2 separate regions of the Homo sapiens genome follow, and region 2 is linked to region 1. Evidence: read pairs that join two places in POLR2A ChIA-PET (ENCODE). Cell type or tissue: PC-3. All regions are shown on one strand.

Evidence for each region. Peaks named below come from ENCODE experiments on the same cell type or tissue, not always from the same donor. Only the 100,000 strongest peaks of a DNase experiment are listed, where the experiment ranks them.
Region 2: POLR2A ChIA-PET joins it to region 1 with 10 read pairs; 11 of 35 experiments call an interaction of 5 or more read pairs at or near these places.

The regions. Positions count from the first base shown.
Region 1 is chr1:206,637,271-206,639,770 of GRCh38, forward strand. DYRK3 (dual specificity tyrosine phosphorylation regulated kinase 3) reads left to right here. Exons shown (of 3, transcript NM_003582.4): 2 at 380-491. Among named protein-coding and RNA genes, the nearest start is that of DYRK3-AS1, 2.9 kb to the left of the region's middle. In PC-3, no CTCF peak of the experiment used is centred here; a DNase peak (open chromatin) is centred at 1,401; H3K4me3 peaks cover 23 bases.
Region 2 is chr1:206,715,751-206,718,250 of GRCh38, forward strand. All of the region lies in intron 1 of MAPKAPK2 (MAPK activated protein kinase 2), which reads left to right. Among named protein-coding and RNA genes, the nearest start is that of MAPKAPK2, 32 kb to the left of the region's middle. In PC-3, no CTCF peak of the experiment used is centred here; a DNase peak (open chromatin) is centred at 1,341; H3K27ac peaks cover 1,764 bases.

The DNA of each region.
Region 1 (2,500 bases):
ACTTGAGAAACTATTACCTCTGTTAGTTTTTTCTGGTCTGTTTTTTTCTCTGTGAGCTTCAGTTTCAAACTAGCCTTTATTTTCAAGTAGTAAGTTATTATGAGATCCTTCTGATAGTCCTTATTGTGTTTAACAACATTCAGAAGGACTTGTTTCAACTGTTTTAAAATACAAACCTAGAAATGCTGTCCTTGAAAAACAAAAGTTGGATTTCCTCTGTACCTCTTCCAAATACCCCAGTTGTTTGTATTCAGTGCCAAAATGTAGTGTAGACATTTATTTCTATTACTGTTCCTTGTAGCAGATATGAAGCAGTTAAGACATAGGATTCTATATTCTTCAGTTCCTGACAGATTTTGTCTGTAATCCTTTTAACTAGGTTGGGGGATGGTGTCTATGACACCTTCATGATGATAGATGAAACCAAATGTCCCCCCTGTTCAAATGTACTCTGCAATCCTTCTGAACCACCTCCACCCAGAAGACTAAATGTAAGTAAAAGAAGTCATTCTTTGTACATGAATTGTTTTGGAAAGGAGGAAGTGCTACTTAATGCTCAAGGTACACTTATGTATCACTGACAACCAGACTTTTTTTTGGTTTATTTTTGATTTCTCTTGACTTTGGAATAACAATGTCTGTGGTCCAAATTTAGCTTTTCAGAATGATTTCAGTTTGGAGCTCACCTTTTTATTTCAGTTTCCACTGGGATAAATATATAGCACTAGGAAAAAAATAATATGCTACTTTTATTTAGGTAATGCTTATTTTTGTATAGGATGATATACACCTAGTATTACAAAGGCTCCTTTTAACAAAAATAAGAAACAGAAAACATGTCAGAATTCATAGATCTGCAGGAGTTTTTTTTCCCCTGCACGGTGGAAATGCAGTCTTCGTTTATTAGTATACTAAAGAGAACCATTTTATAGATAGATGATAACTACAACAGTTTGGTTTTTAATGCACTTAATCATTTTGGGGACTGCAGACACTTAGCTTTTTTTTTTTTTTTTTTTTTTTTGAGGTGGAGTCTCTCTCTGTCACCCAGGCTGGAGTGCAATGGCATGATCTTGGCTCACTGCAACCTCTGCCTCCCGGGTTGAAGTGATTCTCCTGCCTTAGCCTCCTGAGTAGCTGGGATTACAGGCGCGTGCCACCACGCCTGGCTAATTTTTGTATTTTTAGTAGTCAGGGGTTTCACCATGTTGGTCAGGCTGGTCTTGAACTCCTGACCTCGTGATCCACCCGCCTCGGCTTCCCAAAGTGCTGGGATTACAGGCGTGAGCCACCGTGCTTGGCAGCTTTTTTTTTTTTTTAACTTAAGATAAAATTAATTTGCATTCCTTCAGCATGCATAGAGTGGTAGGCAGAGCAGGGTTTGGCCAAGTTCCATGACAAAGAGAGGCTATCCTATGACTTTAAAATTTCCTGCATATGTCATCAGATGAACAAACTGAATAATTGAATTGACTCATTTGTAATATTTCTCTTTCACGTTTCTGTGTTTAAGACCTGAAATTGTTTCTATATGGAAAAATCACTTCTATTTTTCATAGTCCTTCCTGTGGTCATCAGTTTTTGCTTAAAATCAACCTTTTTCCTTTTTTTTTTTTTTTTTTTTCCTGAGACGCAGTCTTACTCTGTCTTCCAGGCTGGAGTGCAGTGGTGTCATGTCAGCTCATTGCAACCTCCACCTCCCGGGTCCAAGCAATTCTCCTGCCTCAGCCTTCCTGAGTAGCTGGGATTACAGGCGACTGCCACCACACCCAGCTAAGTTTTGTATTTTTAGTAGAGACAGGGTTTCACCATGTTAGTCAGGCTGGTCTAACTCCTGACCTTAAGTGGTCCACTTCCCTCGGCCTCTGGAAGTGCTGGGATTACAGGCGTGAGCCACCGCACCCGGCCCTTTCCCCACTTTCAACACTAGTAGTATACAAAACGTGAGCTAAAAATATTTTGAAGGCTGGTCACCCTATTTTTCGTCCCCTTTTTGGAGTGTAGTGGGGTTTCTTTCCATTCTTTGCAAGTTGTTTCTTTAATATGTCAAAATGTCTAAGAACTTCAGAACCATATACATCTTGTGTTGCCCATCAGATTGCTTGGTTACTTGCTGCCAATTGGTTCACCTCTATAGGAAACTATTTGCAATTGGGTTGAAGTGTTAACATCTGACTTTAAGTCATTTTAACTGATTTTTTTTTTTTTTTTTTTTGAGATGGACTCTCACTCTGTCACCTAGGCTGGAGTGCAGTGGCGCAATCTTGGCTTACTGCAACCTCCCGGGTTCAAGTGATTCTCCTGCTTCACCCTCCCAAGTAGCTGGGATTATAGGCACCAACCAACATGCCTGGCTAATTTTTGTATTTTTAGTAGAGATGGGGTTTCACTGTATTGGTCAGGCTGGTTTTGAACTCCTGACCTTGTGATGCACCCACCTCAGCTCCCCAAAGTGCTGGGATTACAGGCGCAAGCCACCGCGCCCAGCCAAGTCATTTTT
Region 2 (2,500 bases), 78 kb after region 1:
TGAGTAGCTGGGGCCACAGGCTAGTGCCACCATGCCCTGCTAATTTTTTAAATTATTCATAGAGACGGGGTCTCCCTGTGTTGCCCAGGCTGGTCTTGAACTCCTCCTTCTCCTTTTTGTATCCTCTTAGTCATCAAGCCATCCTCCTGCCTCAGCCTCCCAAAGTGCTGGGATTTCAGTGTGATCCACTGCGCCTGACCTGAATATTGGTTTTTTTGAAGTCTAGGCTAAACAACTGTTTTTGTCTCAGTTTTTTTTTTTTTAATTTCCCTCCTTTGAACTCTGAATTGACAAGCTTACTTCCTCCCAATGTGGTGTTCTTGTTATTATTGTTTTTGCTAGCTGAAGTATTTTTTTTTTTTTTAAACATAATTTACTAGGTTTTTCTTCCTGGCCAGAAGTAAGTTCAGGGTAATAGTTCCCTTCCTTGTATCTTCAGCTGTGTGAGAGGTAATGTAGAGTGAGAATTTATTTATCAGGTGCCCTGCTCGTAGCAGAAGGCATGACCTCGACTTCTCTCTCACAGTGACCTTGTGTTTGTGTTGGTGGCTTGAACTCACTCTTGTGTCTGGGCCATTTCTCTCACTGTGTAGGAAAGAGTGGTTCCTGTCTTCTCCCTGGCCATGTAGTCTGCTGTGTGTCACCATAACAATCATCTATCTTCCGGTTCTTTTTCCTTCTCTCCTCACCCAGTTGTCTCCAGTCTTAGGCGTGTGGAATTGTGTACTGGGTGGGGGATGTGTGTGTGTGGGCCGCCCTCTTGATTTGTAGGATCCTTCTCTTCCTCCACATTCTCTGTCAACTCTCCTCCACCCCCTGTGAGATCTGTGGACTCAGGTATACGTTGCTGTGAGTCTCATTCTGCTCAGCTGGGGTGATGAAGGTGAGATTGCTTTTGTCGCTTCAAAGTAAAATTTTAGATTTGCTTTGGCAGCCGCACAGGGTCGTATGCATGGGGGCTGCTTAGGCCAGAGGCGCAGTGTTCCTGACCTCCTTCCGTCTTACTTTCTCTTGCTAGTTTGTCCATCTCTGTGGATTTTTTAAAGTAGATACTAGATACCTAGATACTACTAAGAACATGATCTTTCTCTTCTTGCCACTTGGATTTTAGCTTAAAGCCAACTTGGAACATTTAGGGTGTTTCCTTCCTACCACTGTCTGCCTGGTCTCCTAGGGAAAGATGCCTTGTATCTTGTTCTGGTGTACAGTCTGCCCATTTAATTGGTAAGTGTTTATTGTGACTCTTCTCTACTGGGCTCTGGCCCCAGGCCTGATGCGAATAGGGCAGGCCTGTGAACAGAGCAAAGACGAGTCACTTAGGAGGGGACGAGAGAGGCCAGCGGTAAACTAATATTACCAGCTCAGGGTTTATTTGTCAAAGCCTCCTTTGCTGTGAATAAAAGGTTAGATCTGAATTGGGTCTGAGTCCTGGCTTTATTACCTACTAGCCATGTGGCCTTGGGCAAATTATTAATACTTCCTTGGGCCTTGGTTGCCGCACCTGTACGATGGAGTCAGCAATGGATCCTGTTCTGTAGGGCTGCTAGGAAGCTTAAATATAGCAATATTTGCTATATATAAAGTGCACCTGGTACATAATTGATGCGGTTGAAATGAAAATTCCTCTTTCTCTTTCAGTGCCATTTGCTGGAAGAAACAGAAGAAATATCTCTGTCCCCATCTTTCAGTTTCCTACCCAAGACTCCTGTGTGGTTGACATCACTGCTGTGTGCAGTGTTCATGTCCATATAAGTCAGAAGTGGCTTGCAGCAGTGGTTTGGGGCTTTGGGGCCTCTGCTCGCTCCTTATCAATTCTTAGGGTTACATCCTCTGGGAAGATGCCAGGCCTGGTCAAGTGTGGCCTCTGACCTAGAGTTATGCAAGGCCTCTCTTCCTCCTGTGGCCAGTGTGAAATTTCTCATCTGTGCTCTCCTGCCTCTAGCAGGAAGGTTGGCCTACATTTGGGGCACATCTCTGTCACTGTCTCAGGCCAGGGGTTCAAATATAAGACCTGAATCATACTGCACCTCAGAACCCAAACCCTTTTACTTAATTTTTTTTAAAAAATTTCATTCAGATGGTAAAGGTTCAAACAATACATAGAGATATAAAACAGAAAGAAAAAAAAATACACGCCTCTCTCTAGTACCTATTCCCCAGTAGTCAACACTGCTACCTTTTTTTTGCAGGGGAGGTAAATTCCTCCAGAAAAAAACTTAAACATCTACAATTTCATATATCCTCTCCCCTCTTCCCTAAAAAACAAAACAATAACAACAAAACTATAGAAATGGGATTATGCTATATATTCTGTTCAGTACTTTTTTGTTTTTGAAAATTTAAAAAATATGCAAAAGAAGAAAATGTCATCCATATTACTACCACTTATAATTAACCACTAATTAACTTTTAGGTGTGTTTGCTTCTTGTCTTTATGAATATACTTTAAAAGCTACTTAAGTAAGGTGGAAGCAGTTCTGTTTAAAAAATTAGGATGTTG